Regions from separate parts of the Homo sapiens genome. Here region 1 is linked to region 2. A link is an interaction called in ENCODE POLR2A ChIA-PET data of the cell type or tissue named here. Cell type or tissue: PC-9. All regions are shown on one strand. Each heading gives the region's core, and the rest is flanking DNA. Links, peaks and the distances in the headings are about the cores only. Region 1 overlaps LINC02112 (long intergenic non-protein coding RNA 2112). Region 2 has its middle 14 kb from the start of LINC02112.

Evidence for each region. ChIA-PET counts read pairs that join two places held together with the same protein. Peaks named below come from ENCODE experiments on the same cell type or tissue, not always from the same donor. Only the 100,000 strongest peaks of a DNase experiment are listed, where the experiment ranks them.
Region 1: POLR2A ChIA-PET joins it to region 2 with 7 read pairs; 2 of 35 experiments call an interaction of 5 or more read pairs at or near these places.

Annotation. Positions count from the first base shown.
Region 1 is chr5:9,646,739-9,663,478 of GRCh38, reverse strand. It overlaps LINC02112 (long intergenic non-protein coding RNA 2112), which reads left to right. Exons shown (of 13, transcript NR_027112.2): 10 at 3,498-3,578; 11 at 3,898-4,058. It also overlaps a transcript of TAS2R1 not described here. Among named protein-coding and RNA genes, the nearest start is that of TAS2R1, 25 kb to the right of the region's middle. In PC-9, for the core only: no CTCF peak of the experiment used is centred there; a DNase peak (open chromatin) is centred at 9,498.
Region 2 is chr5:9,909,098-9,925,837 of GRCh38, reverse strand. No RefSeq gene overlaps it. Among named protein-coding and RNA genes, the nearest start is that of LINC02112, 14 kb to the right of the region's middle. In PC-9, for the core only: no CTCF peak of the experiment used is centred there; no DNase peak of the experiment used is centred there.

The DNA.
Region 1 (16,740 bases), core at 6,649-11,648, 260 kb after region 2:
TTAGAAGAAAAAAATTTACGTCTCTGAAAAAGTTGAGCTATTATAGGCAGCTGGAATTTATAAATCTCTCCTCCTCCATTGTAGACTTGCAAATATTCTAACATTAAATATAAGAAAACATTAAGAAATATAATACAATTAAAATATATTTCTACTTTGATTTCAGTTTTTAAAAATTTATTGCCTTAGTTGAGTCAGACAATTTTAGTTGGAGATTGTAGTGATTCAGTATTATTTATCTTGTCATTTTTTCTTTTAGCACATATATTGTTTGTAGAATCATCTTTTTTTGCAGTTTGCATGAGATTAAGCTAATTTCCAATTATTATCCTGATAACTTTATGAGTTTTTATATATAATAATGCTTTATAGTATAGAATAGCATGCAAATATAACGTAGAATTGTATTGACTAAAGAAAGTCACATGATCACATTTAAGTGGATGAAAGTACAACCAGAAGGAGAAAAAGACCATTTGAGAACAGCCCTAACTACCACAGCTTTGAATTACAAAGAAATGATAATGTACTGACTTCAAAATGACAATTGATTTTTTGATTCAGTTTGTAGATAGAATCCCTCCATGTCTGATCAAAAGTAATTGGGTATTGACAAGTGAATTCTATTTATATCATTATCTCTGGAACAAATAAGAAAGAGTATTCTTAACAAAATTTCTTACGGAAATGACAAAAACACTATCAATCTTCTTGTTCTTTCTTAACTGAGTTATAGTCAGAGACTATCATTTCCAGAACACGGATAGAGTTTTGGGTAGTTCCAAATGTTTGAGCTGCCTGTGACAAACTATTAGATTGATGTCACGTATGGGTGTGTGTGAGAGCATGCATGTATGTTGTGCTACCTGTTTGATCTACTTATTCTCACTTGAGCTCTCCTCTTTCAGGCACCTGTAAGAAATCACCTCCAACTCCGCTGGAGTTAGATGTGGCCATATGACTTACTTAGAGTTGGCTGGGAGTGACAACTGTCACTCCTGGATGGAAGTATTTCATTTCCTGCAGGCCACTTCTCTGACATTTTCCCCTTGGTTCTGATAACCAGCACAGCATGCTCTGCGTGGCAGAATCATCCATCACTTTGCATTTTGGAATGAGCAGTAATGGGCAGCAGAGCCCCCAGTGAACCACGATGGCCATGCAGTGGGAATAAAAATAAATCTTTGATATTTGGGGGTAATGATGGATTATTGAAATAGCAACAGATTCTTCCCACCACCGTGTGTGCCTTTTTGCAATGTGACTTATTGCTCTTCTCATCAAGGAGTAGATTTTCTTTCTCTACCCGTTTGGAATTAGGCTGGATTTGTGACTTGCTTACATCAAAGGGGACTGAGAAATGGCATGGAGGCTGTTCTGAGTAAAAGCCTTCTGAGGCTTCACAACTTCTGCTGACTGCCAGCACCCACAAGCAGGCATGTGAATGGATTTGTCTTGGACCATGCTACCCCATGGTGCGGCTACATGAGTGACCCCTGGTGAAACCAACAGAAGAACCTCTAGCCAAATCCACTCCAAACAGCTGATACACAGAACTGGGAGGGAGTAAACCTGAGCTGTTTCAGGCACTAAGTTTGGGTGGTTTGTTTGAGGCAGAGATAATGATGCAGCATAAACTAGCTTATCCTGATTGGTGCACATGTGTGTATATGTAGTATAAATCTGTGTATATGATTTACGTACACACACTGATATATGTATACATCAAATTAGTTCTTATCACCAGGCTAGATAAGGAATGTGATCTAGTTTTCGTTTTATAAACAAGGAAATTCAGATGTTCACTGAAATTCTCCTCATTTGTATCAAGATAATTTAGCAGATGGCTACATTAAAGGGATCTTAAAAATAGACTTGAGGAAATCATTCTCTAACAGTGAATTCTTCCTGTAGACAACTGATATTAGAACCAGATTGCGATGTTGGAAGATCAGTATCTATGTTTTTCTTTCCTTCATCCTGAGGCATTCCAGAATACATTTTTTCAGTCGGTGCCAGACGTGATTGAAACCACCTTTAATGTCAGAAAAGAGAGCATGCATTCACCTTCAGGATTGTGTTTAGGATTATGTCACTCCTAAATGACCCTGCTGTGATTAGTCAAGCCCAGCTAATTTGGGCTGAAATACAGCAAGGAAATCTACTGATGCTTTTAGTATAGAAAGTTTAGTATAAAAGGTTATAGAGGATTACTTTACAAAAAGAAACTGGAGTTCATGCTAAGAGGCTGTGGCTAGAAAGAACAGGATTTGTTAAAGTGGTAAGGTTTTAATTAGAAGTATAACTTGGATGAAAACTGTGCATTAGTTTTATGTTGCTGCCATAACAAATGACCAAAAATGTAGTAGGTTAAAACAACAAAAAATTATTATTTTCTAATTCTTTAAATCCAGTACAGATTTCCCTAACCTGAAATGAAGATGTTGGCAGTGCTGTGTTCCTTTCTTGAGATTCTAGGAGAAAAAGATCACCTTGTTCATTCAGGTGTTGGCAAAATTTAGTTCCTACGGGTGTAGGACTGAGGTCCCTATTTGCTTGCTGGCTGTCAAGTGAAGGCTGCCCTGAGCTCCTATAACTTTTCTCAGATCCTTGCATGTGGTTCCTACCTCACAGAACCAGCCATTTGCACTGAATCCTCATGCTGCTGTCTCTGTGATACACTTCCCTTGATTCCCCTTCCTATTTTAAGAACTCATGCAATTAGACTGGATCCACTCAGATAATCAAGGGTCATTTTTTTCCCATCTCAAGATATGTAGCCTTAATCATATCTGCAAAGTCCCTTTTGCCATGTATGGTGACATAGTCACAAGTCCTAGGGATTAAGACAGGGATATCCAAGGGGGACTGTCATTCAGCCTGCCATAGACTACCCAGAGGCACAGGATGTTTGGATGCATGGGTTTTAAGGACGTTGCGGCCATTGGGTTTCATTTCCCATGTTAGTCATCTTTTAGGTATTAGCTCAAAGAACAAACCAATTAAGAAACCTGGGCACCTTAGTGACTAGTAGGACATGTTCTATATAAGGAAGAATGAGTTCATATTTGACCCTATTTTTTATCTGTTTAGAAATATTTCAGGCCGGGCGTGGTGGCTCACGCCTGTAATCCCAGCACTTTGGGAGGCCGAGGCGGGTGGATCATGAGGTCAGGAGATTGAGACCATCCTGGCTAACACAGTGAAACCCCGTCTCTACTAAAAATACAAAAAAAAAAAAAAAAAAAAAAAATTAGCCGGGAGCGGTGGCGGGCTCCTGTAGTCCCAGCTACTTGAGAGGCTGAGGCAGGAGAATGGCATGAACCCAGGAGGCAGAGCTTGCAGTGAGCCGAGATCGCGCCACTGCACTCCAGCCTGGGCAACAGAGCCAGACGCTGTCTCAAAAAAAAAAAAAAAAAAAAGAAATATTTCAGGATTTTCCATAATGCCTTTTAATTATTCTTAAAAAATATTTTTAACTACTTCATCCTATTTAGGAACTCCTTCATAGATGAATGCTTGGTGTTATTCATTACCCAGTCTTGAGGGACTCACTGGTGAGCTCGGGGCTCAGGGAGGTGAGTCTGAATCTTGGGAGTTTAAGGGTCTTCACTGCAGTGAAGTATTTCCCCACCATCACTTTCCTGTGGTGGGGAATGGTCCTTAAGTGTAGGTGATTAGAAATTATGAGGGAGAAGTCATTAAAGCCAAATCTGTTGGTGCTATCGTGAGAGTCTTGTTCAGGCAGGGTAATATAAAATGGAATCCAGTAATAAAGTGATAATCTTCTATTAGGCCTGACCCCTTATGACCTAATAAAAATGTTCACGCCATGTGTTTTTCTTTCTAGTATCTTTAAATAGCTAACATTTCCCTCCCCTGTTTCTCATACTGCAGTAGACCTGACTGGGGAGCTAAGTGATCTCGTGTGACTCTCTATGCCTCGTTGCCACCAGCGTGGGCCATCTCCAGGGGCTCTCAAACCGATAGAAGACCTTGCGGTGTGGGAAAACAGCTCCAGAGCTTCTAAGCTGAGCGGATTGTTCCTAGTGAGGAAGGTGAAACCTGAGATCTATTATTAAATGTGGGGCTGTCATTCTTCTCCCTAGGGCAGCTGGTCTAAGTCTAGAGTGGTAGTCATAATTGGGGATGTGAAAGCATCTTTTCAGAACCCAACCTCACTAACTGCAGTCCCAGAGTCTCAAGAGAGAGGGATACTACTCATTCCCATGGGGGAGTAGTTCATGGGGTCCCTGTGCTCCCCTGGGTCACACGGGTGTAGGGTGCAATTGTCCACTTTGAGAGTCCACCAACTGGTTTTACCCATTTTCTCAGAGGTTATCAAGCATTGTGGGTATGAGTCTTGCTAGAAAGACTAGATTTATTCATTAATAACAGACAGATTTATTAAACCTGGATGCCAATTTGCTAACTTGCCACAGGGGATAAAATTTACAGGCATGACAATACTTGTATCCAAGGCAACCTCTTCTGGAAAGGCAGAGTATAGACTGAGAGCAAGGGGAGTGTGAGGATTTTGTGGAATGCTATAGTCATACTGTAACTTCTGTAACATCTGAAAATGATGCTGTAGTGATTAAAAGACCGTGTTGTGCTGTTATGGTGGTTTTACACTAAATGATATTCCTTGGTTTTGCATTTCTCTAGATTCCCAGCCGTCTTGTCATGAGAACACATTGCCTCATACTTGCTGCAATAGAGTTGAATAAGTAACAGCTTTTAAATTGGATTATCAACTCACATTGCTACCAAATACGAGCATATCAATAGCAAGTCATTTGGGGTAAATTAATTTGATCCACGGGTAACTCATCCATTATTGATTATTTACTAGATTTAATTCCAGAACATAACTGGGGTGCTTTATTGCAACACTTACAGTGTGCTGCAATCCTTGTTCCACTCAGCATGCAGCTCTCAGCCGAGCAGCACTGGCAGCACCGGTGAGCTTGTCAAAGAGGCACATTCACGGGCCCTAACACCAACTACTCTCTTGGGATGGAGTCCAGGAAACAGCTTTGAGAAATCTTTCAGGTGATTCCTTAAAGTATAAGAATCATGGTTACAACAGTTATATACATGGATTCTAGGGCTATAATGCGTGCGTTTGCATTGTAGCTATCCCACTGCAGGCTGCGTGCCCTTGGGAAAATTACTTAACCTCTCTGAGACACAGGCTCCTCATCTGTAAAATGAGATTTCATAATAATTCTTCCCTCACAGAGTTGTGAGAATTATCTGGTCAATGCATGTAAAGTGTTTTCTGAATACTACCTGGCAAATAGTCAGCACCCTGTATGTGTTAGCTACTATTATTGCTTTCATTCCAGGGGTGATAGATTGAGAATATAGAAGTATCTGTCTTAATTGCTCTGATGTGCCTAGAGCTCAGCTTCTGAAAGGTGGCGGGATGAAGGGGAGGAGCCCTGGATTTGGCAGGAAGACTGAGCCACTGTGTCAGCCCTCATCAGTTCTAAATCCTTCAACAAGTCAAGTCTGTGTGACTCTGATTTTTCCCCCAGTCAGATATGTCAGCTTTGTTGTTTAAGTTACAGTAAAATATACATAACATAAAATTTACCATTTTAATCTTTTTTCAGTGTACAGTTCAGTAACACTAAGTGCATTCACATTGTTGTGTGACAGATCTCCAGAACTCTTTTTATTTTGCAAAACAGAAACCCTGCACTCATTAAGTAACTCCCCATTCCCCACTCCCCGCCAGCCCCTGCTGACCACCATTCTACTTTCTCTAAGAATTTAACTACTCTAGGAACTTCATGTTCCTGAAATAATACAGCGTCTGTCTTCATGAGTCTGGGTTGTTTCACTCAGCTTAATGTCCTCCATGTTGTAGCATGGGTCAAAAATTTTCTCCTTTTTGAGGCTGAATATTTCATTGTATGGATATACCACACCACACCTGTCAGTTTTTCAGATCACTTTCAATCCTCTACCTAAACATCATCTTGTCTCTTGTCCTGCTGAGGCTCTATCAGGAGGAATAGTTTAGGCTGGTGAGCAAAGCAATCAGAGCTCGGTATTTTTAGTAGACAGCAAATGAAACGCTTAAGGGAAAAGGATCTAACTAAGCTAATTGCTTTAATTTTAATCCTGAGTGGAACAGACTTTTGAGATGTAGCCTATGTAAGTCAAGCTTTCAAAGCACATGGTTAGTTTTTTGGTTGTTTGAAATTACATGATTAATTGAATTAATTAAATTGAAATTAAAACTAGGAAATATCAGGATCATAAAATGAAAAGAAAAATTAAAAAAACTCATGCATAATTTCAGACCCAAAGAAGACACACTACATTTTAAGTTTCTGGAAGTTTTATTGTATATTTTGTATTGTATATATTGTATATTTAAAATTAAAATTAGATCATATTACAATTGTCTTTATTGATAGACTTTTAAATTTAACATATTGTGAATATGTTTTTATATCAATAATTGCAAGTCTATATTATATATCATCGTTAAGTTTTGAATTATATTTTATTGTAATTTATAATTTATTCAATCACTCTTAAGGTTGTTTTATCTTACAACCAATGAACAAAGAGATGCCATTAACAGGTATTCAGAGACATATTTCTGATAATTTTCTTAGAAAACATTGTTCAAGACTGAACTGCCAGGTCAAAAAAGTTAAGCATTTTTATGAGTTCTATTAAATGTTGGCAAATTACCTTCTGCAGTGGTTGATTTTATATGTCAACTTGACTGGGCCACAGGGTGCCCGGATATTTGGTTACACATTATTTCTGGATGTGTCTGTGAGGGAGTTTCTGGATGAGATTAACATTAGAATCACAGGTTGGAGTCAATCAGATTGCCCTCTCCAACGTGGCTGGGCCTCATGCAATTTTCTGAAGCCCTTAATAGTATCAAAGGCTGAGCAAGAAAGAATTATTTTTCCCTGCTTGTCTTTGAGGAAGGACATTGATCTTCTCCTGCTTTAGGAGTTAGACTCAGACTCAGAGTAGAACTTATCCCATCGGCTGCCCTGGTCTCCAGCTGGCCAGCTGCAGATCTTGGACGTAATCATGTGTGCCAATTCTTTTTGGTAAATTATTTCTCTCTACATATGCGATTGGTTCAGTTGCTCTGGAGAACTCCATCTACTACATCTTCAGAAAACATTATAACTGTTTATGCTTCTACCAGTAGTGAGTGAAAGTGCCACAACTTAAATCTTGCTGATACTCGATAATTTTCTTTAGCTTTTCCCAATTTGAAAATGCTATATTACTCAATAAAACATTCAAGGAATATTTATTAAGCACCTATATGTGCCAGGTACTGTGCTTGGTAGGCACTTGGACTGTAGCATTGCCCTTACAGAACTGATTTTGTGGGGATTGTAGGAAAACTGGATAGTAAGTGCAGTGTGATAAGTGCTCTGCTAGGGGACGTACTGAGTGGTATAGCATTGCAAAGCAGGGCTCCTATTAGCATTGAGAGTCAGGGGAAGCTACCTGAGAAGTGGTGTCCAAGTTGATAACTTGAACATTAATAAAAGTTTCCCAGGCATTGAGTTGAGAATCAGTGGTTCTGAAAAGGAAAAACAAACAAATTAAAAAAAAAAAAAAAGAGAAAACCACAGAGGCAGGAAAAAGCAGAAGCAGGGTCAGACATGGTATGTAGTTGTTTTAATTTGTATTTCCTTGATTTCTAGAGAGTCTAGACACTTTAAGACACTTATTGAGTGTGTGTTTTTTCTTGTGAATTGTTTATTCCTATATTTTGCCTGCTTTTTAAAAATCCAAATATACAGTATTTTCTACCTATTTCTATAAACCCTTTTACATTAGAGATATATTAGCCCTTGGCCCATCACACATTTAAAATTTTGTTTAAATTTTGTTTGGGGCTTATATATTTCTTTCACAAATTGCCTATTTATAACTTTTGTTCATTTTTCCTTTCAGATGTTCATCAGTTTTTCATGTTTTTTCAATTTTGAGATTTCTCTCTAAATTAATTAAATTTAATTAAACTAAACTAAGTCTCATAGTCAATGATTTTTTTCTCATTATTACTCATCTTTTATTTATAGTCTTTTTGATCCTACAGAAATTTAAATTTTGAAGTAGTTATATTTGTCAGTCTTTTCCTTTAAATGTTAAACCTTTCCCAATTAATTTTTATTGAGATACATAAGAGACTTATAAAGTTTGTACTGACAAGTTTTGGAAAATACATGCCTCATGTAACCATGATTACAATCAAAATGTAGAACATTTCTCTTCCCTGAGAAAGGGCCCTCATGTCCTGTTCTAGTTCATTCTTCCCATAAACCCTGCAGGCCTCAGGACATTCCTCTTCTGATTTCTATCACCATAGGTTAACTTGGCCTATTCTAAAACTTCCTATGAATGTAGTCATATAGTGCATTCTTTGTTGTGTCTGGCCTTCTTCCTAATGCAGTGTTTTTTTGTTTCACCCATGTTGTTACATATTTTGGGCTATTATAAATAAAGCTACTGTGAGCATTTTTATAACAGTCTTTTTGTGGGAACATGCTTTCATATTTCTTGGACAAATAACAGGAGTAGAATTGCTGGACCACAGACACAATGTATGTTTAACTTCGTAATAAGTTGGCATACTGTTTTCCAGAATAGCTGTATTATTTTCAGTCTCACCAGTAAGGAATGGAAGTTTTTATTGTTCTGTATCTTTACTAAGACTTGTTTCATATTTTAATTAATTTCCATGTAAATTCTGAGACAATGGGAACCTAACTTTATCTTTCTCTAGTGGCTTAACCACTTGTTCATATAATACTGTCTTCATCAAATAGGTCATAATTGCTCCATTGCTTTAAATACCAAAATGATTTTATGGACATTTTTTCCTTTCTGGACTATGCACTTATTCCCATGGGCTGATTATCACTTAGTTTTCATCATTGTTGCTTCATAATACACTTAGGTGTCTGACAGTGAAAGTCACTCTTTATTCTTTTTTTTTGTTCCAAAAGATTGCTGACTATTCTCATGTGTTTAATCTTGCATGGAATTCAGGATTATTTTAATTAAAATGCTATTTTTTATAAGTAAAGGAATGGTGGAAGGCTAGAGAATAAAATTACAAGATTGTTCCAGCCTTCTAAAAATTTTTGCCCAAGAAAATAACAGCACAAAATATTCTTATTCTTCTTCTTATTATTATTATTTTAAAAAAGCACTAGGTATTATTCTTACATAGAGAATGCAGGAAGAGTTTTTCAAAAATTCTTTACCTAGCTAGAGTTTATAAGTCTTTTTAATTAGAGCTTCAGGCATCATGGAAATTCCTATAGAAAGTAATTTTAAAAGTTCTCTACTTCTTGGAATCTATTTTTGGAAGGGAATTTACATTTCTTGTTAATCTGCTCCAGATATGGCTGTGACACTCTCATGGCACGCCACCAGAGCAGCTCAGCTGAGCTGTCTGACTCAGCCCTCGGCCTGACTTCATACAGTCACCTACAGATGAAGCAAGTCTGTTACCAAGAGATTATTTACTAACCACAAAGCCAGCTGTAACCTTACCTGCAGACACAGAAATCACTTGTAACCAAAAAGCTTGGTTTTAGGAGAGAGTGGTTGTGGCTCCTATCAAGCAAAGAACAGTAGATGTTGAATATTTGGGAATAGCTCTTAGTTTGAAACGAATTTTCAGATATATTCATTAAAATCTATGACAGTAAGTGATACAGTATCATGCACTTCTTTTGTTTATGTTTTCTGGAGGTTAAGATCCTAGGAAATCCAAACAGAAAGTAAGAGTGAGCAAGTATATAGAGACATTGGAATGGCTGTGCACTATGGATGGGAATGTAAAATGGTGTCGCTGCTGTGAAAAACCGTATAGTGATGATTCCTCAAAAAATTAAAAATGGAATTACCACATAATCCAGCAATCCTACTTCTGGATTTGCACTCAAAAAGCCTGACAATAGGGTCACAAACAGTTATTTGTACACCCATGTTTATAGCAGCTTTATTCACAACAACCAAAAGGTAGAAGTAAACCAAGCATCCATCAACAAATGAATGGATAAGCAAAATGTGGTCTATACATAAAATGGAACATTATTGAGCCTTAAAAAGGAAGGAAATTCTGACATATGCTACAACATTGGTGATAAAAAGGAAGGGAATTCTGACGTATGCTACAACGTGGGTGATAAAAAGGAAGGACATTCTGACGTATGTTACAACGTGGGTGATAAAAAGGAAGGACATTCTGACGTATGTTACAACTTGGGTGATTCTGAAGGACAACATGCCAAGTGAAATAAGCTAGTCACAGAAGGCAAAATACTATATAATTCCACTCGGAAAACGTATATAGAGTAGTCAAATCATAGAGACAGGAAGCAGAAAGGTGGATGCTAGCAGTTGGGGTGGGGAGTAGGAAATGGTGAGTTATTGTTTGATGGGTATAGAGCTTCAGATTCCAAAGTGAAAAACATCCTGGAGGTGGCTGATGGTAACACACACTAAAATGTGAATGTACCCAATGCCACTGAATTGTTCACTTAATGTGATTAAAATGGCAATTTTTATGATATGTGTATTTTACCACAATTAAAATAATATTTTTTAGAAAAGTAAATGCAACAGAAGAAAAATGCATATCTCATTTGCACTCACTCAAATGAGATAAGGATTACCTCTGTTGATACCATACATATGTTTATAAAAATTTGCATTGTAATCTTTTAGAAAATGAAATGCAACAGATTCTGAAAAACCATTAAAGTTCATTTTATTTGTCAGGGTATGTTAATCATAAAACAAACAAGCCCTGAATTTGAATGGATTAATACAATAAAAGCTTACTTTTCTCTCTTATTTCTGTCCATTGTGTGTGTGGTGGGGGCAGGCAGCCATGGTAAATCTCCATCCCATTATTCAGGAAGCCACATCCTTCCGTCTTGTGGCTCCCCCTCCCTATAGCTCCTTGGAATCCTCTCTACTCAGCCAGTGAAGAGGAAGAGGATGACGATAGTAACTGGGTAGTGTTTATGGGCCCAGCCCCGGAGTAGCCCACATTGATTCTAGGCATGTTCCATTGGCTGGACTTTGTCACAGAGACACACATAATCCAAGGGATCCTGGGAAGTGTTCAGCTGTGTTTCCAGGAAAAAGAGCTGCTCAGATACTCATGAGAACTGTAGGTCTCTGCCACAGACGATGTGTAGTTGGGTCCCACTAAGAGCGTATTTGGTGAACGTCTTTCTGGAAAGTTCAGTGATCTTCCTAGCAGTGGGAATTGTGTAAGAAAGATATGTCTCATGGGATGCAGAGAGATACTATGTCTCCATGATCAGTCCCATCTCCTAACATGATAATATGTAGTCATGTGAATATACATATAATGATTTCAATAACCCACATTTTGATCTGAAAATATATTACCTCAGCAACAGACCTCTAAATTTCCTTCTGACACTCATGCAGAGTGACTTTTATAGTGACAGTCATGACAAAAATCAGATCAAGTTCATAGACATGATGAATGGAACAGTGATGTGTGCCACTGGTACAGATGGGGAGATGGACGCCCAGCCGCTCAGGGCTTGTTGGTGGGCTGAAGATGACTTTCCCATCTCAGATGCTTGGCACTGAAGTGGAATGGGAATGAATGGAGGGCTTAGAACGCTACTGAGTGGCAGTCAGAGCTTTGGTGAGTCATAAGTTGCTTCTGGTCTCCGGAGTGTTCTTCATTCTCATACCCTCACCAAGGATGCTCAAGATCTACACAAAGCTGGAGCTGCACTCACTCAAATGAGATGGATTTACCTCTATTGATATCATACATATGTTTATAAAAATTTGAGTCGTACTCTTTTAGAAAATGAAAGCTTTAAAATCTGTTATGGATTTCTCCATTAAATATGCTTATATTAACATGAAAAAAATCTTTGGGAATATGAATCATCATTTCTCAATTTATCTTCTTTGTCAGATCAGTATTTAGCGTATTAGGTGTTCTTAAGTAACACTCATATTATTGGACTATGTCACATTTTTCTTCTGGAAAGTCTTTTGTTGCCTATTTCTGGTTTGGCTATGTCTCTCCAACCCAAGCCCGCAACTCCCTTCATAGTAGAAAGTATTTAAATAATTACCCCATCATTTAAAACATAAGTCACTGCACAGATTTATGTTAATTAGATTTAATACCACAATGAGGATTAATCCAGTGATGTATATGTGAAACGTAATATCATCCCTCCCCAGGACTGCCAAATCGATCACCTTGAGAGCATCTGTCTGAAAGGAGCTGATGACAGAATATGTTCAATTTTTCCATTTGGAATTTCTCCACACCACAGCACAGTCTTTTGAAACTTTTTATACTCTGAGTCTGTCAGAAGCAGGTAGAAGAAATCTTAATACTTTCTAAGTGTTCAGAACAATAGCCATTTCATGAATTACTTCCCTGCCAATCTTCAGGTTGCATTCTCTGGTGGACCTTTCTGCAGTGTCATTGATCAGCAGTTGTATTTTTATTTTAAACATTTAATTATACATTCATTCCATAAAAATTTGTGAGCACCCACCATGTGCCAAGCACCATCTAGTTACTGGGTATATAGCAGCGAAGAAAAATAGTTTATGTTCTAATGGAACTTTATATTCTAGGAAGAGGGACAGAAAATATGTTGGATAGTAGTAAGTACTAACCAAATAAGGAGAACAGAGCAGTGGAAAGGGATGAGGAGAATGCTGGTGATGTGGGGTGTGATAATCGGACCAAGTCTTTTGTGATGAAGTGAAATTTAAATAGAGATGAATTAGGAGAGGTCATGAATCCATGTGATTCTGGAAGAAGGAATGTTCTAAGTATGTTAGACTTCAGACTTCACGGACAGCATATGTGCACACCACCAGGTCCACCCTGGCCTTGGTGTGCTGTGTCCAACAAAGCCCAACATAATATTAGAGGCATAGAGTTGTGTAATCCCCAATGTAGTAGGTCTGTAGCTACATAGAGAATCCAGGTAACACTGTAGAAATGGGTCTGTCCGTCCTACATAGCCGGGAGTGTATAGAAAATGCACCACACACACACACAGTTTTTATTGTGCCCACCCCTCCTGCACACCCTTTTTTCCCCAGCATTCAGGGGCAAATGCAGAGGCTGGTTTAGGAAAAAAAAAATTCTTTAATTTTGAAAAAAGTTTCCTTTGGCAAAGGCAACCACAAACAAATCCAGCAAGTACGTAAGATTATATCTCTTAAGCAACGTTAGAATATATTGTTTTCTATCATCTTAGAATACAAATTTTTCTATTGTATTCTTTATTTGTAAATCTTGAGCAAGAATTGTCTCTAAAAGTTTTTGGAAATCACTAAATGTCTTTTATTCTTCTACTACTAATTTTATTTTTTATATTAAAATTTCCAGGGCCAATTCCAGACTATATAACAATCTCCCTTTGTGCTGTAAACTGCTTATAATTAAGTTGGCTTTTTAATTGGAAATTTACCTGCAGACCAGTATACCTGGTTTAAAATAGACAGGCACATTTGTTAAGTATTCTCAGTTTTGGAAAAGTAATAAATGCCTATTATTTTAAAAATGTAGCCTCTCAAAACCTTTTCCCCCAAATGACAGATATTAACTCATCTGTTTGTCATGAATCTAACTTTAATAAAATTTTCTTCTCCTTGAAGCTATTGACAAAAGTGGATGCACTTTGCATAGTCTGACCTCTTAAATAACAAATGCAAAACAAATGTAAATATGCCTCCACTTTTAATGCATTTTTGCATGGTCCAGAACAATTTGCTAAAACATGCATGGGCATATTTGTGTTTCATTAAAATCCACATTTGAGATAACATGCCCTTGGACATGTTATTGCTGACTTTTTATTGAATTATAGGAAATTGGGGAAATAGAAGCTGATAATGCTACATTCCAAAGAGGTTGTAGGAAAGCCATTGCTCAGGAGTATTTTGAAAAGATAAGATGTAGCTGGAGTCTCCCTGTGCAACTACAATGAGGTCATACAATTAAAGATGCAAACTTCTGCACAAATATTTTGCAAATACTTCCAACTTTTACTAAATATTTTCTTGTCTATATAACATTTGCCACATTATGGCCAAAAGAAATAGTGGCAGATAACTTATTTCAAATGCAATTGTGATCAGTTCTTTGAATACAGCTCTTAGCTTTCAGAAACATTCTGCTGATCTCACACACTGCTAGTGGTACACATGAATTCCATGCATGACTTTTGGTAGCTTCCCGGTTTTGTTCGGTGGACAAAAAAATACAATGCCAAAGATCTGGGTGTATCATAATTCTGAGGACATTTGATAAACGAAGTCAGGTTAAGGTTGTTGTTAGTTGTAAAATACCTCCTCTGCAACTTTGGTCAGGTTTGTTTTTGATGTTGACCCTCGGAATTAAGCAAGTGTTTCTAGTTCTCTTTCAACAATTAGCAATTGTGGACCTCAGGTCAAACTCACTTTAAGCACTGCCAGATAAAAGAGTGTTAAGTCAGATTTTGCAATGAGCAAAAGGAAGAGGGGCTTTCCAGATGAGAAAAGTTGGAGACAGAGCTTCTCGAAGGATGCCTGGGCACCGACCCTGCCTTCTTCCTCTTCATGAGCCTGTGGCCTTGCTGTGGCTGTATTTGGCTTGAGGTCCATATGTATCCAAAAGGTCACTGGTCGGCCATGATATTTCTAGTTAAGGGCCAAGATTGTTAGTATAGAGTCTATACGTCCCTAGCTACCCCCCACCCCCGAAAAAAATGATGGAGATCCTGTAAGGGATTATTGAGTTTTTCATTTCGACAGTACCATGTATTGCAAAGAAAGTATCATTCCTTGCTGCTATCTCCCAGTATGAATGAATGTGGGGCCACTGGACACCGAGCTGAGGGATGTGGCCTCTGCTTCTGCTTGGGGTAACTACCTCATGTTCCCCACGATTCAGAGACCTTGACTCAGTGCATTGGGATCTTCATCTAACCTTACAGAAGACATTCATATGTCCTCTTCTTGTCAAATTTCAGGCCACCTGAAATGATGCAGGAACAATGCAGATCTGTTATATTGTCAATTTGATAGATTGGAAAAAAGGCATAAAAACAGATTTCTTAGTTTTAAGTTATTTATTTAAAAACTATTTAAAAGCTTTATTTATTCATTTAAAATTTTTATTTACTTAAAAGTTACCAAAATGCAACTTAAATGTTGAGGCCTGAAATGCATTAATTACAAGTCCCTATAATTAAGATCACATTTTTCTCTTGCATGTTGAAGTATTCTCTCCCCAATCCATACTGCTGTGTAGCCATGGCCACACTTACTTTCTCCATTTTAGATCAAAGAATGATGCATTTTGAATATAGCTGACAATAGTTGCTTTTGAGATACATTTGATCTCATCCTGTTTTATGGCCAAAAGTACTTTTTTCATGGTTATGTGAATTCTTAGGAGGAAGTAAGCTTTGTGAATCACTATGTTAAGTCGAACTAGAAAAATAAAGTTGACTAAAAGCCCCACCATGAATTGCTTGTTAACATTATTCAAATTTCTTCCTCTTCAGTAGAATCTATGATTATCTAAATGATGTTTCATGCCAGGCAGGGAGAATAGATAATAAATTCATATTATGTACTTAACGATAACAAGACAACATTCAGATTTGTGAATAATTGAGAAAGAATATTTCATAAAATGAATCTTCTATATTATCATGGCGTCTATCTGTAGAAAGTCTGATGTATACAAGAATAAATATTAATGTCTACAGAAAATTATAACTAAAAGTTTCCCTTATATTTCCCTTTCTAATATACTACTATTGTAATTTAAAATATATTGGACCAATTTTGCTCTATTCACGTGGCTGGAGGACCTTGAGTACCATTGCTAAATGTTTTTTACTTTTCTCACATTTTGAGGAGGAGGTGCAGACTCCTATATCTAGGTTTTTCAGTCAACTGTGGTGAGATTCAAATGTATGTATGTGGGGTTTGCACAGCTCTCCTCAAAAGCATGGTCACTAGCCTTGCCTTGGGGTGATAACAGCTGCCACTGTGGATAACATCCACCCACTGAGTTGGACTATGCTTCTGTGGAGGCTGTGCTGGTCAAAACTAAAGCAAATAAATCCACAATATTCTTTTTTCTAGAATGCAAGACATCTGAATAGTCCTTGGGTCAAGGTACAGGGTCTTATGCATCTTTGTTGGGATTCTATTTTCTCTTTTCACATATGGTAAGGAGTTGGCACAAATAATCATTAATATCCTTTACAGATCTGATTTGATGTGGTTCTGTATTAAGTTTACTGTATTGAATTTAAAAAGCCGAGTTCATGGTTTTTCATTTCCTCTGAGTCAGTGAGATTCATGCCATATCATTGTCACAGTCCCTATCCTTTACCCCACTTATTTGCTACAAATGTCCACAAATATGGGTAGATGGAATAATATTTTATACGCTATGACAAATATTACATAGTTTGCATAGTAATAGTTTGGCTAGCAATGACTTCCTAAAGATGAGAAATTGTATTCATTTGTTTTCATTGTTAGTTCAGCAGCTGTTTCTAGAGCATCCCTATCTTTACCCACACATTTATGTCTATTCCTGGGTGCAAGAGATAGCTTCAGTTTCCCCAAAACACATGAACTAAGTAACCACAAAGGCTGGTCCCACATTCTGGAAAATCAAAGCAAGGC
Region 2 (16,740 bases), core at 5,905-10,904:
AGGCATGAGACATCAATCAAATTACATTTGAGAAACACATTGGTTCAGAAAGGCAGGACAACTCAAAGTGGGAGGGGCTTCCAGGCTATAGGTAAATTTAAACATTTTCCTACTGACAATTGGTTGAGTTTGTCTAAAGACCTGGGATCAATAGAAAGAAAACCTTCAGGTTAAAATAAAAGATTGTGGAGACCTGGGTTCTTTTGAAGTCTTACAGTGGCTGCCCTTAGAGACAATAGATGACAAATGTTTCCTGTAAAAGGTGTTAGACTCCTACTTAATCTCCTGAGGATTGGGAGGCCTGGAAGAAAAAGATCTAGCTATGTTAATAGAGATTCTTTACAAATGTACATTTTTACCCAGAAAGGACAGCTTTGCAGGACCATTTTAAAATATGGCAAAGAAACATGTTTTGGGATAAAATATGTTGACTTTCTTCTTTGTCACATAGTGTTATATGCCATATTGGATTTGGAAAGTAAGTCACGATATATAGGGTTAAATAAAACCCATCTGGTGAGAATTTATAGTTTGTAGGGTATGACTCCCCAGACCCCTTAGATAGGAATTTGGGCAAGATAAAAAAAATTCAGCATAGTCTGCAATTATTAAGGTTGCAATTTGGGCTGGGTTCAGCTGGTCAGTTCTGGTCCAGGCCAGTCTCAGGTGACTGCAGCTGTTGAATGGTGGTGTTAAGTTGCCCATGATTTGCAGTAATGTGCCACCATGTTTCAGTCCATGGGTGCTCAGTAGTGAGAATGAGGGGTCAGATGCACCCAGAGGTGGTGTCGCCTGTTCAGAATGTGAGAGGGAAGTGGGAGGGGGCAGCTCCCCTCAACCTCAGCTGAGCTTGGTCCTGTGTGGGCAGTGAGCTGGTGATGGGTCTTGACTAGCATGGGTAGGAGAGCTAAATCCTTTCTTCAGTGGCTTCTCTTGCTGCACGAGGCTGCTTGGTCTGGTTCACAAGGCTGTCTCAGGTTTCAAGAGCAGCAGAAAGGCAACTCCAATACGCAAGCACTTTTCAAGTCATTGCTTAAGTCATGTTTGCTATTGTCTCACTGGTGAAAAGGAAGTTGCATGACTAAGCCTAGAGTCATTGTGAAAGGAACCATAGAAAGGCATGAATACAGGGAGGCATGAACAAACTGGGCACACTACAGAAACTAGATCTACATAGTTCTAATATTTTAGCACAATGAGATCCTACTATACACTGTTCTAGTCAGGGTTCTCCAGAGAAATGGAACCAATAGGAGGTATATGTATGCACAGAAAGATATTTATTATAAGTAATAGGCTCACATGATAATAGAGTTTGGCAAGTTTCAATATCTCACTCACTCCAGAGTGAGTTGGCAAGCTAGAGATTCAAGAGAGCTGATGGTTTAGTTCCAGCTCGAGTCTGAAGGCCTGAAAGTCAATAGGGCTGACAGTATAGTTTTAGTCTGAAGGCTGGCAAGCTCAAGGAAGAGCCAATGTTTCAGTTCAAGATCAAAGGCAGGAAAAAGTCAATGTCCCAGTTCAAAGGCAGTCAGTCTGGAAGAATCTTCTTTATTTGGGGTAGGGGCAGTCTTTTTGTTCAAGTTCTTGGATGACTGGTTGAGACCCACCTACATTAGGGTGGGCAATCTCTTTTACTCAATCTACCAATTTAAATGCTAATCACACCCAAAAACATCCTTACAGAAATACCCACAATTATGTTTGAACAAATATCTGGGCACCTTGTAGCCCAGTCAAGTTAACATATTAAAATTAACCATCACACATGCTATTGCAAACTCTGCTTTTTAATTTTAAATATATGTCAAGGACCTTTTTTTGTGTCTGTAAATATAGTTGGATATCATCATTTCTGATGGCTGTATAGCTTACTATTGATATAATTTCTATTCTATTGACAAACATTTCTTATATTTAATTGTTATATTTTATAATGAAATTTGATGTGTATTAACAAACTGTCCTCTGAATAATTTTTACATTCTCACCAGAAAGTTTAAGAGTTTGACTATAATACCTTCACTAACACTGACTGATAGTTCATTCAGAAAATATTTAGTGAGCATCTACGTGCACGGCAGTATTTCAGGAGCTTGGTATGCTCCTTAAAGTATCAGAGCAGGCAAGGTTCCTGCCATCATGAGACTTCCATTCTAGTGGCAGAAATACACAGTAAGCAAACAAACACATAGCTCAGCAAAGTACCATGACAGGTGGGGCAAAGGATGTCAATGGTGTAATATTATATAAACATAAAGGGGTGGAGGTAACTATTGTAGACAGGATCATAGTTTTTATTTTTGCCAATCTAACTGCTAGAAGGAGAAATCACTTTAATTCTGAGTGGGAAAGAAAAATCATATGAAGAAAGTTGAATTTGAATTGGATTTTGAGGTATACAAAATAGAGTTGGGTTAGACACTTGGCACAAAGACTTCTGGAGATTTTGCATGACCAAAATTGTTAGGGAGAAAAACTCAGGGGTGATTAATGAAGGATGGGTCAATCAGTTCCTTAAACCAATTTTAGAGAAATCAAGTAGGTGTCCCGTCCACATTTATGTCAAGCTGTCTGAAAAATGTTATTGTGTTTCTGGGTTAAAAAATTATGTATATTGAGTTAACACCACCTGATTATACTATGTGTTTCCTTTTCTAGTGACATTTGATCATTTGGCTTGAGTAATCTGAATTTTTCTATTGATGAAACTGAATTTTCAAGGTAGAAATTTTGTTCCCTAATTCAACACTCAGCTCACAATAGGTTCCCTCAAATGGTAAGAATGGATGGTTGGGCATATCTCTCCTACCACAGATGTCAAGTCTGTATTTTTTAGGTCACAGTATTTGTAACTTCATGTTTCATCTTTCAAAGCATAACTATTTTTTGTAAAATGGTTCCTGCAATTAAGATACATTACCACCAGGAGGCAGTAGTGGGCCCTCATTGCACCATATAAATCACCATATGGTGAGCAGGGTAAGAAATCAGCAGGTCATTTTATTATAAATGTTGATTTTTAAAAATTTGAGTTTAACATTGGCCTGAATAATCTGTAATTACTTTAGAGTGGCATGTAAAAAAAGATAAAAGCCTAAGATGCAATTTGATGCCTTTCTCCTTTCCAACATGTTTCTAGAGATTGTGATTCAAATGATCCTTTGTAATTCACCATGAATATTTTATAGCAAAAGCCCAATGAGAACTCATAGCAGATCTGCATTTCAGTCTGTTGGTGCCTCAGGCTGGCCAGGGCTGGTGTAAATGTGGTTGCTCAGGGCATAGCTGCTCATCCACTTCAACAGGTTGAATTTTGCTACATAGCAAAACTCAGTAGAAAAAAATTAATCTAATCAGTATCGCATTTTGCCTGTATGCATATAAAGTCCCTAGATATTTCCTAATTACAAGTTTTCTGTGTTTACCTCTTTGTTTTTAGAAGAACTCATGACTCAATGTCCCCTTTAGCTATTTTTCTTCTTTAACTAGAACTAAGTATAACCCAATTTGCATTGGATGCTTGTTTACTTCTCCAGCAAGCTCTAAAGGGTAGCTAGAGCTTAATATAGAAGCTTAGAGTAGTAAGAAAGATGACTTTTCAAAATTGTTTTCTTCAAGGTTTATTATATTTCTTATATACAGCAAACCATTTTGAATAAAATTAAATTATGGTTTTGAAAAAGAGATTTAAACTGGCTTTTGTTATCATCATTAAAAAAATTCATTATCCAAATACCTAATGCATGCAGGTCTTAAAACCTAGATGACAAGCTGATAGGTGCAGCAAACCACCATGGCATATGTATACCTATGTAACAAACCTGCACATTCTGCCCATGTAGCCCAGAACTTAAACTAAAAAATCAAAGTAAGTATCACCAACCGACCCTCCCAGCCTTCAGTGTGCTCTGAGCCTTAGGGGCAAGAAGAGGGTTTGTCAGATGATAAGAAGAACAAGACTCAGCTGCTGGGCTTGTGAAATCTTATCAGGAACACTGGGACAGAGGTCAAAGGGGAGCAAAGGCAGGAAGCACCCACAGTGGCCTCTGAGGCTAAATGGGTGCAAGCTGATGTCTGACTTAGTCTCCCACAGATATACAGCTTCCATCCCTATAGAGGCAGGTCTACCTGGGCCACTACCTGGACCACCTTGGTCTGAGGTGGAATACTCTGAAGTTCAGTGGGTCAGTCACTCATTAGGACCATTCTCTTTGGAAACAGGCTCTTGAACATCTGCCCAGGACCTCCAAGTCTGCAGTGGATGGAGGCCACATGCTCTGACCCAGCTTCTGGGCATCAGGAAACACCACTGAGTTCTCTTGGTACATTTATGGGAAGAAGCCAACATCACTTTTCTTATTCCTTCTTAAATCTTTGACCCTGGGGTTGTTCCCCCAAGAGGCTTTAAACAGGAATAAGGGGGCTGATTGGCACCAGAGCTGGGTCTCCTGTTGTGCAGCCTCAAACAGTGAGTTGGTAGCAATAAGTGAAACTCATGGAAGATGTTGAGGCCAAGCTGGACACCAGTGAGCACTTGCTGGCTGCAGGAAGCCTAGCAGCCCGATGGTGACTGTACATCAGAAGGGGACACCTCTAGACCCTGCCCCTGTGGCCTTGGTGTTGGGCCTGGTACCATGATCGTCATGGGAGAAGGTACTATGGGGGTGGGGTGGGTCTTTGCATATAAGCCTTGGAGAACTGGAAGACTTTGCGACCAGTGCAGAGTTCTTGGTGCAGGGTTAAAGTCTGCGAATACAGAGCTCCTCTATGGGGAGTGGGGAAAGCAGTCCATTTATGCTGAGATTTTCAGTGGCATCCACAGGAATCAGCATCTCTGACAGCTGAACAGAACGGCACTCACACTCATGCTGTGTGTGGCTCTCAGAAACGGCTCCCAGAATGGGGTGTCACAAACCACCGGAGAAGCTCTGGGTGCTAAAGCCAGTTGCCCCCTAGTGGGGTGTGTGTTTTAGGCTGGACAGTATGCTGCATTCTCCTTCGGACTTCAGCAGCAAAATGCCAGGTCCACCTTCTTTGAGGAAAGAGTGAGACACTGGATATATAAACATACAAACGGGCAATGGTCAGACTATGCGTAAAAATAGAACTGCCCCGCAGCCTGCAGCAACCAGTCCAGAAAACCAACTTGTTATCTGCAGTAATCAGCTCAGAAAGCCAGCCTGCTCTCTAGAAGTCAGACTTGTAGGAAGTCAGACCACTATCTCTGTCCTTTACTATTATTATTATTTTTTTTTAGAGATGGGGTCTCACTCTGCTGTCCAGGCTAGAGAGAGCAGTGGTGCAATCAGAGCTCACTGCAGCCTAGAACTCCTGGCAATCCTCCTACACCAGCCTTCTGAGACTATAGGTATGCACCAACACACCCAGCTAATTTTTAAATGTTTTTTCTAGAGATGGGGTCTCTCTCTATGTTGCTCCAGCTGGTCTTGAACTCTTGGCCTCAAGCGATCCTCCTACCTCAGCCTCCCAAAATGCTAGGATTACAGGCATGAACCACTGCTCTCAGCCCAGACCACTATCTCTAGTAACAATTCAGGAATCCAAAAATGGCATCTCTGGTAATCGGCCCAAAATTATGAAGACTTGATTCACAACTCACAGCATTCCTAATTTTTTTTTCTGACTTTAAATTTAGGACCAACCTGAAAATGTCAAATATACTTCCTTAACCAACCAGATAGTATGCCATCCCAACCAAACCTTTTTTAGAATACAAGAGTAAAAGAAAATTCAAATCATGCTGTTTCCACTACTCAGATGGGAACATACCATTGTTTTGTTCATTCTTTCAACTTTTGAAGTGTATGCTGTTTATTTTGTTGAAAGAGCTAAGTGCAGGTGACCCTGGTGAGAGAGGGTGACCCTGGTGGTGTAGCCCAGTGTGGCACACTGCCTGCATCCCCACTGCTGGGGCTCTGTGCATTACTGCCCTGTCTCAAGAAACCAGCCAAAGACACCATTCCATAGAAAGGAAAATCAATAAGTAATTTCTTTCCCCCATGTAGCTCTGTGGGTGGCAAGGACAACACGCAGTCACCCACGACTGTGAGGGAGAGTGCCTTGAGCGAAAGGCAGTACACCACGTGGCTCTAAATGAAAATAAAGACAAATGAGGAAGCCAAAAAAGGCCCAAGCAGATAGATGCTGATGTGCAGAGAGGCATTTTTCATTGGCATTTAATTTTAGTTCACCCAGGCACTTTTGCATCACGGCTTGGTGGTGGTGGAGCTATAATTCTATTTACAGATCAACAACACGGAATATTTTACAGGGTAAAGGGTGAGTCTCGAATTTCTTGAATGAGAATCTTTCCCACGGCCTCCTCATCTTTCCCAGTTTGGAGAGTACTTTACAGAAATTGCAAGTAAGTGATGAAATGTGAGTGAGAAGGGAAGAGAATTCCTCCTGTGTTTTCGAAATGGAGCTTGCCACACTGTCACCTATCATTTTTTGCTTCCAAAGCATTGCCACTTAAACGGAGCTGATTCAGCTGAGTTTGAGGAAACGGTAGCAACATCAAGTTAAAGAAGCTAAGTGATTTTTTTTTGGTTGATACATGCCTATTTCTTTGTTGCTTTCTGAAATAAGTATTGTAGTCAACGCTCTTCATGGAGTGGAAAAATATTTAGTCCTAAAACATTTTTCAACATTTTGACTAATGGGATCAGCCTAAATAAATGAACCCAAAGGCCTTCAACATTTTTGACAAGAGTAAACATTCTTTTTCCAGGAAAACTAGCAAACTTTTTTTCTTTCTGACTTGCTTTTCCCAGTAGGTGCTGAAACAACATTGCAGATATAACAAATATTTTTAATTATATCAAGATGATGAAGCAACGGAAAAGTTCTAGAAACAATCCTTAACTCATTAATAGAATTAATGGTTGCTTTAACGTCGTCTAACTCGTTTTATTTTCTCTGTGCTGAGGAGCATGGAATTGTCATGTAAATAATGTCACATCTGTGCAAACAATTTAAAAGGTGTTCTCCAAATTCACATTTAAGCTGTCATTTCTCTTATTTTGTTAACGGTTGTCTTCCCTGAAGTTTTGGCCCACCTCACGTGGGAACTGCATGTTGACCCTGTGTGGAACCCTCATCCCTGTGTGTGTTCGAGAATCTGAAGGGACTGCACATCAGTGCCTTCTGGAATTAAGATTCTAGCAGCAAAGACAGTTAGCAAAGGCTCGTATAAATTTCCTTAGTGTTCCTAGCTGGCTTCGTAACACTTTTAAAGGTAATTTAATTTTTCTTTTCGCATTGGCTGAGTTTGTTTTTATGTCTTAATGTTTGCATCCCGAAGGTCCCTGTGGCCTCCTAGCTTTCAGATTATTCTCTGTGGACCTGCGTTAGATATCTTTGCATGCAGAGGCTGGTAGTGGCAAAGGGAAGTGATTACTAGGGAGTCATGACCATCCTGATCCCTAAAGCAACCTCTTAATTCAGTGCTTGCATTCAAATCCTGCAGGCTGGATGCTGAAACTTAAGGGTGTTCTCTTGTATAGTAATGCTGTTTCTAGCATTGCGTGTTTTGTGTAGCTATTTGCTATTGGCTTATACACACAAGTAGATGTACAGGCACTTGTGTTCGCATGTACACACACACAAACACACACACACACACACACACCCTTCACTGGGAACTTAATTAGCAATGCAAACCCAAACTATTCCTAACAGAACAAGGACCTATATTTCAAATCTTTTAGATACTACAGGCACATGTTTCACATCATTTCATTAAATTCAGGCCTAGCCACTCAGGAATGCAGTTTCGTTTGCTGGATGGTTATTTCCAAGGTACCTTTTGTTCTGCATTCAAATCATCTTAAATAAGTGCACAATTTATGGTTTCGCACAGTGGCATCATCGGTCTTGCTACAGTGCCGTATCCATCAGGCACTCGTATTCAGCACCAAAGTAACTGCAGATCAGGTTTTAGCATCTCAAGGATGTGAGGGCTGGAAAATATTTTCTCCTGTCACTTGAGTTCTGGAGGAATAACATGATAACAGTTTTCTAGCTCTCTTCTCCACGCTGCATTATTAGAGAGGTTGTTGTCAGTGGAGGCATTTTAGAGTGTGGACTGTGTGTGTGTGTGTGCACGTGCACACACGAGGCGTGCAGGGCAGTGGGGAAAGGAGGTTCAAAAGGACACAGCAAGCTCAGATACAAACCAAACATCTAGGTTTAATGATAATATAATTGAGATTCTGCTTTTATAAATGTTGGATATTTGGACTAGCTTTCTTGTTTCTCTTTCAACATAATTTTAAACTCATGCAAATGATCACATAGTACTGCTTACTGGCTGCTCACAGCTATCAGTTTCTGGTGGTCATACTGGCCAATTTGCCAAAATGGTTTGCATTAAACATATTTCACCTTGCCTGCCCAGATAACTGATTTCAAACCGTTCAGTCAGTGGCGACCTGTACGAGGTACTTGTCAGGGGTCCCTCTTGGCTGTACCATGATAACTCTGGAAGAGGGGTGGGGCGGGGTGAAGCGGTGGTGACTTCCCTCTCAGGGAATTTATTGTCTATGTGGGCACCACTGGGAGGAAGCTTCTAGTCCAGTGAACATTTACTGAGGACCTGCTACGGAGCGTAACTGTTACTTAAGGTAAAGGCTCCTTGGAATTACCTACATTATTTATATATCCCAGGTTATTCATCCAAGCATGGAGTGATCTCGAAGAGCATCATGACCATTTGCATTTGCTTTAAGACAGTTTGTCAGGAAAATGAAAGACTATGTGTAATGTTATTTTCCATCACTTCTGAATAATTTACAAATATGCCCTCGGAAGGAGTCTAGAGAGCTGTATGAAAATTTCCGATGGCACAGTGACACCACACAGTTGTCATCTGGAGCTCGTCCTCAGGTGGAGGCATTTGCAGAGTATGTCCCCTTTCCCCCTCCTTATCTCACAATAGAGAAGATGGACTTTTTTTTTTTTTTGAGACAGAGTCTCACTCTGTTGCACTGGTTAGAGTAGAGTAGCGCCATCTCAGCTCACTGCAACCTCTGCTTCCCAGGCTCAAGTGATTCTCCTGCCTCAGCCTCCGGAGTAGCTAGGATTACAGGCACACACCACCCACCATGCTCGGCTAATTTTATTTATTTCTTTATTTGTATTTTTAGTAGAAACGGGGTTTCACCATATTGGCCAGGCTGGTTTTGAACTCCTGATCTCAAGTGATCCTCCCATCTTGATCTCATAGTAATCGCCTGTGTTGGGATTACAGGCATGAGCCACTGAGCCCAGCCAGGCAGATGGACATTTGAAAGCCTAATTCGCTGGTGGCGAGATCACAGAGAAACTAATGCATGTTTCTTCTTCCTTACCCATTCAGTAGTCATTCATTTATTCTATGATTACGGTTCGAGGAACCATAGTGAGCTATAAAGATAAGAGATCATTGTTTTCTGGAAACTTGCCAGAATTTTTTTTAAATGTAACAACATATGTCCTTCAAGATAGCCTTTTGCAAACAAAACAGAGCAATATTTGCATTTAGAAATGAAATGTGTTTAACTCATTATTTTATTCATGCTGTGCTGATTGAGTGTCTATTACATGCCATCCTCTGTTCTAGGCACTAAGAGTAAAGCAGCAAGCAAACTGCCTCTCTTTCTACCCTCTCCCAGAGAACACTCTAGATAGTAAAGAAGATAAAGCACAAAAAGTAAAATACCAACCCCAGCACTTTGGGAGGCCAAGGTGGGCTGAGCTCTTGAGGTCAGGAGTTCGAGACCAGCTGGCCAACATGGTGAAACCCCATCTCTACCAAAAATATTTTAAAAATTAGCCACGTATGGTGGTGTGTGCCTCTATCTCAGCTACTGGAGAGGCTGAGGCAGGAGAATCACTTGAACCTGGGGGGCGGATGTTGCAGTGAGCTGAAATTGTACCACTACACTCCAGCCTGGGTGATAGAGTGAGACTCTACCTAAAAAAACAAAACAAAACAAAACAAAACAAAAACGTAAAATACCATGTAGCATAAACACTAAAAGGAAAACTAAAGGAGGCATGGGGGCTGAGGGTGAGAGGGACCCTACTGTGGTTGGGGGTGAGGACAGGCATTCTCACCAGGGAGATGTGAGCAGGACCGGGATATCCTGAGAGAAGCCGGGCAGTAGATACTTAGGGAGGAGTACCTTGGCCTGGAGTGGGCCAGTGTGAGACTGCTGAAGAGAGTTATCTTATAAAAGGACTATCTGATGCTCCTTTGTCAGCCAACAGGCAGCCCTGAGGGAACTGCCCCAGAGCCGCAGATTTCAGTCCAGTTCTCCTTGTCCTGCTTGTACACAAAGCCGGAAGCATCCCTGGGTGAAATTGTGCCTTAGTAATTTTTTAGTATGAATGGAGATTAAAAAACAACACATCTTGTCAGATGACCATAATCTCCAATTCTGGGACTGTCCTGAAATGGCCAGGTTGTCTGGAGTAAGACATTAATCTTCCTGGCTCCATTTTCCTTCTGTAAACTGAATTGGATAAGATGGCCTCTGAGGGCTCCAACAGTTGTGAGCATCTCTCCGTGTGAGCACATGTGCCTGTCTCCATGTAAGTCAATGTACAATCTCCATGTAAACCTCATGCATCTCTCCATGTGAGCCTGTGTAATCTCTCCATGTGAGCCTCATGCATCTCCTCATGTGAGCCTCATGCATCTCCTCATGTGAGCCTGTGTAATCTCTCCATGTGAGCCTCATGCATCTCCTCATGTGAGCCTCATGCATCTCCTCATGTGAGCCTGTGTAATCTCTCCATGTGAGCCTCATGCATCTCCTCATGTGAGCCTCATGCATCTCCTCATGTGAGCCTCATGCATCTCCCCATGTGAGCCTGTGTAATCTCTCCATGTGAGCCTCATGCATCTCCTCATGTGAGCCTCATGCATCTCCCCATGTGAGCCTGTTTAATCTCTCCATGTGAGCCTCATGCATCTCCCCATGTGAGCCTCATGCATCTCCCCATGTGAGCCTGTGTAATCTCTCCATGTGAGCCTCATGCATCTCCCCATGTGAGCCCGTGTAATCTCTCCATGTGAGCCTCATGCATCTCCCCATGTGAGCCTGTGTAATCTCTCCATGTGAGCCTCATGCATCTCTCCCTGTGAGCCTGTGTGCATCTCTCCATGCGAGCCTGTGTGCATCTCTTTATGTGGCCCCACGTGCATCTCTCCATGTGAGCCTGTGTGTATATTTTCCTATAAGCTTGTGTGAATTCTCATCTTGTAAGCTCCCATTTAGCCTCTGTACACACATATCTATTCTCCTCTTGTGAACTTGTGGCAATCTCCTCTAGTAAGCTTGTGCAGTATTAAAAACTTGTGAGCCGTGGAGGTTTATAATAATGCATCGTTGAGGACCCAAGGCCTTTGAGCACTGGTGGGTGTGCACTGCCTGTAAAAATGGTCTTTCCTGGCCGGGTGCAGTGGCTTATGCCTGTAATCTCAGCACTTTGGGAGGCTGAGGTGGGCGGATCACGAGGTCAGGAGAGCGAGACCATCCTGGCTGACACGGTGAAACCCTGACTCTACTAAAAATACAAAAAATTAACCAGGAATGGTGGTACGTGCCTGCAGTCCCAGATACTTGGGAGGCTGAGGCAGGAGAATCGCTTGAACCTGGGAAGCGGAGGTTGCAGTGAGCTGAGATCATGCCACTGCCTTCCAGCCTGGGCGATGGAGCAAGACTCTATCTCAAAAACAAAAAACAAAAACAAAAAATAAAAGGTCTTTCCCTAGAGCTTTCACCCAGGTGTGATTCCCCAGAGCTTTCATCCAGGTGTGATTCCCCAGACCTTTCATCCAGGTGTGATCACCCAGACCTTTCATCCAGGTGTGATCACCCAGACCTTTCATCCAGGTGTGATCACCCAGGGCCAGGAGATCAGGGATTGTCTGTCTGGGCACCACCTGTGGGCAATGCCTTCTTTGGGCCCTCACCTGGGCCTTCAATAGTGTGTGCTGTCCAGACAGTGCTCACACTGGCTTTCTAGGAAATGGTAGCATTGGTGTTTGTTCTGGTCAGCCTGGCAAGGCCACATAACCACTGAGCTACAGGAGAGGGAGCCCCTTGAAAGAGAAAGACAGTCCTGTCATCCATTTCAGTAACCCCTGGCCTGGCACACAGTAGACACTCACTAAATATCACCACTGAGGACTGCCCTGAACTTGGTGCCCGATACCCAGCTCTGATGTGTTCCTTGCTTGGTAATTGTCTGGTCAACAGTAAGAGGTGGTTGATGGTTAGTTATGCCCTCAAACCTTGTGTGATGATTAATACTGAGCGTCAACTTGATTGGATTGAAGGATGCCAAGTTTTGATTCTGGGTGTGCCTGTGAGGGTGTTGCCAAAGGAGATTAACATTTGAGTCAGTGGGCTGGGGAAGGCAGACCCACCCTGAATCTGGGTGGGCATCAATTAACTGCCAGTGAATATAAAGCAGGCAGAAAAACGTGAAAAGCTTAGACTGGCTTAGCCTCCCAGCCTACATCTTCGTCCTGTGCTGGATGCTTCCTGCCCTCCAACATAGGACTCCAGGTTCTTCAGCCTTGGGACCTGGAGTGGCTTCCTTGCTCCTCAGCTTGTAGATGGCCTATTGTGGGACCTTGTGATGGTGTGAGTTAATATTACTTAATAAACTTCTCTCTCTCTCTCTCTCTTTCTCTCTATCTCCTATTCTGTTCCTCTAGAGAACCCTGACTAATACACCTTGCTACTAGTCTGTAGTGAAAGCAAGTCTTGAACAAAATTTGCTATCTACAGAAAGCAGGCAAGATAACCTTGAGCCTGATAAAACCTCAGCTCTATGTCCTTCTAGAAGAGTTCTGCACACCTTGTGGGGAAGGCTCAAAGACACATATGTGACGGTTTTCCAGTGACTGAACCCTGCCATCCTACTAGGCTGCAGACATCCAGAATCTTCCAATTTAGTTTCTGCCAATAGGACCACTTAGGGTTAAGCTGTGGTGCTGTCCCCATGGGTGTGGGCTTCAGACTTAGAATCTGCTCTCTAAACCCCAAAGCATGTTACTGTTTTGAGGAAGAAAGATTAGGAATCCATAGCTCTTTAGGTATGCGCAGACATTAACATTTTAGTGGCTCAAAAGGAGTCCCATTTTCTCATTGGCAACTTTCTGTTTTAAAAAAAATAGGTAATCTAACTTGTATGAATATGCTTTTTCTTCACCTACTCCTACTCCCTGGGGATCCTCTAAAGCTATTTTCCTTATGATTGAAATGTGTTGTGATTGAAAATGTTATTCATCATAACCCTAGCAGAAGGCAAGTTCCCATTTCAAAATCTTTTGTGCTGGAGGGAGGTGAAAAGTGAGGGTGCTATGAGCAGGAGGGTTGGGAAGAATATGGAAGAGCAGAAGTGGTGGTTGGGGAGAGAGGGTTGGAGCCGAGGTGGGCGGCATGCCACATGGCATTGGCTGCTGGCCGTGTATTTGATGCAATATCCATCTACCATTTTCCCAGAGGAGCTGCTTCCTACCCATGGGGTCCAAGAGCTCACAAGGTGGAGGAGGAGAGACCCATGGCTCTCCCAGGTGGGGGACAACAGTCATGACCTATCTGAGAGTTCCCAGGAGAGTGTGCCTGCTACCACATCTCAGTTCTGCTGGGCTGGGGGAGGCCAGGCAGGTCCTTGGGCTACTTTTATTCCTAAGTAATGACTTCCATCCCTGCCACAGAGATGTGCTTTCTGTGCAGGGACCCTGCCCAGATCCCAGGGAGGCACAGTATACAGTGGTGCTGCTTTGGTACCCAGCTTCTGGTGTTTCATTGAATGGAAGCCAACACCCAGTGTGTGTCTCTCTTCCCTCTTCAATCCCAAAAGGCACTGAATCTATTTAACTGTGCATAAATTGATTATGAACTTGACATCAGCAATCTTATGTATGTCTTAATCTTGAATTGTGTACACTGGTCCTATACCCTAATACATGTGTTAAATTAAGTCTAGTCTAAAGCTGGTTCCTTACGTATTTTAGGTTCAGCCTAAAGGTCTCTCTGTACATAGTAGACTGTAACCTAACTGGATGTGGAAACAGACCATAACCTACTCTTGTGCCAATCATTTAGTTCTGGCCAGTCACCAAGTTTTGGCAAAAGGCAGCCAACTATTGAAACCATGTTCAAATAAGGCAAACACCAAGCTGTAAACAGTTGGCAGTTTGTGTACCCACTTCTGTTTTCTGTCCATCAGTCTTTGACCATGCAGCCACACTGCAGCCTCTCTGAACATATTCTGGTTCCAGAGCTGACTGATTCATGAATTGTTCTTTACTCAATTAAACTCAATTGAATTTAACTGGTCTAAAGTTTTTAACACGTTTGTAAAACTTTGGATTGGATTGTAAATATACATTTTTTTACAATTTTGTGGTTGTGTAGTATTTTCGGTTGTTAATTTCAGTGTGTGATTTCTTTCTGTATTTCTTCTTTTCGTACCTTCCATTCCTGCCAGAACTGGTTCTGTCTGATTTTTTCCAGTAAAAACCCTGTGGCAGGATAGAGAATGAGAAATAACCTGCAGTGTGAGGAAGAGGATTTAGGGTATTATCATTGACAGAATAATAGCCCCTTCAAAGATGCCCATGTCTTAGTCTTTCGAATCTATGGATATGTTGCCCTATGTGGGAAAAAGGGACTTTGCAGATGGGATTGACAATCTGGATGGGGAGATGACCCTGGATTATCAGCGTGGGAACATGGTAATCACAGGCATTCTTACATGAGGGAGGAAGAGAGTCAGAGGAAATAGGATGAAAGAAGCAGAGGTTGGAGGGGTGTGACTGGGCTTTGAAGATGGAGCAAGGGGCCATGGCCCAAAGAACGTGGGCAGCCTCTAGAAGCTGGAAAAGGCAAGGAACCGATTCCCTCCAGAGTCTCCAGAAGGAACACTGGATCTTAGCTCAGGGTGGTGCATTTGGGATTTCTGATCTCCAGAATTATAACAGATTTGTGTTGGTTTAAGCCACTATGTTTGTGGCAGTTTGTGGCAGAAGCCATAGGAATTGATACAGACACCACAGAGGAACAGGAGACTCACATATGGGGATTAGTGGTTCGCCCAGGCTCAGGGGACAAGGGCAAGGCAGAGGCTGATGAGGGGTTCGTGGGTCCTGAGACCTTAGGCATCCACATCAGCTTCCCAGGCTCTAGAGGGGAGTGGCTGCAGTGGGGGATCCCTGCAAGGGGGACTCTGGGTTATCCTGGCCCACAGGCCAGAGATCCGGGGCAGGAAGGGTGTCTTAGCAGCATTCCATACTTGACATGTTCTAAACTGGACCTAGGCTTCTCTTCTTCAAGCCCAGTAAGTGGTATCTCTTCCAGCTAGTGCCTCAAAACAGAAATCTGGAAACTTTTCTCACTGAAGCCTCCTCCTTACACCCCCATGTCTGACCCATCACAGAGACTTGATGACCTGGCCCCTCCCTTCCTCTCTGCCTCTGTCTACTCTAGTCCTTCCTACTTCTGTTTATCACAAAGCTCAGACTGATTTTCACGTCAGGGCCTTTGATGTCCCTGTTCTGGGAAATTCTTCCCTGTGGCTTGCTCCTGGTGGTTTCTTGGGTCTCTGCTCAAATGTTTTCTTGCAGAGAGATCTCTGACCCAGGGCCTCTGCAAGCCACCATTCTCTATCACGTTCCTTGTTTATTTTCTCTGTAGTTTTGAACCCTACCTGAGATCGTCTTGTTCAGTGCTGATTTTCCTTCTTGAGGACAGAAAGACAGTGGCTATTGTGCCCTTTGCTGAGCCCTTCGCTGAGCCCTTCATGTCTAGAGCAGCATCCGGCACATGTGGCAGGTACTTTGTGTTCTAAGCATCTCCAGAACCTTGGGGGTGCTTCCATTTCCAGCTCCATTGCCTCTCTCTGTGTGACTGATGGTGGGAGATGCTTCAAAAGGAAGCAAATTTAAATTGTGTTTGGGTATAGTCTGCTAGAGTAGTTATTCTCAAGCCGGCCTGTAAGGAGAAAGCTAAGGCCCAGAGAGGCTAGAGCTTTCTGAATAGAAGATCTCACATGCCTAATATAGTGTGGGGCAGTTAATACCAGGTAGTGGAACTCATTTGTAAATTAAGTAAATCCCATATCTGATAACAAACATATTCTATAGATTTAATGAATAATGTACGGTTTCACATGCTTTGAGATTTTCACATGCTGTCAAATCGAAGATTGCGTGCTAGGGAAAGTAGGTAAGAAATGTATAGCTTAGGACTGAATTATTTTGGAAAGCTTCTTGCTTCCTTTTAGTAAATATAATGAGAGATAAATCCTACATAGATTTAAATTTAAGTAAGATATTCATTTCCCTTCCAACGTAGCATAGCTCCTTCTTCACTCTGCCCCAGTGGCTTGAGAATATAAATATTTTCTATCAACTACTGCTACTGTCCATTAGTACCACCACTGCTACTGTTACAGTACTGCTATTATTACTACTACCGCTACTGTTATGCTACTGCTATAACTAGTACTATTGCTACTGTTACTACTGCTGCTATTACTACCGCTATTGTTACTACTACTGCTATTACTGCCCACTACTACTGCTACTATTGCTACTACTACTGTCTGTTACTACTACTCCTGCTACTGTTGCTACTGATGCTGCTACAATTGCAACTACTATTTCTATTATTACTACTGATGGTCTGTACAGTTCTTGCATAGTCTTCTTTC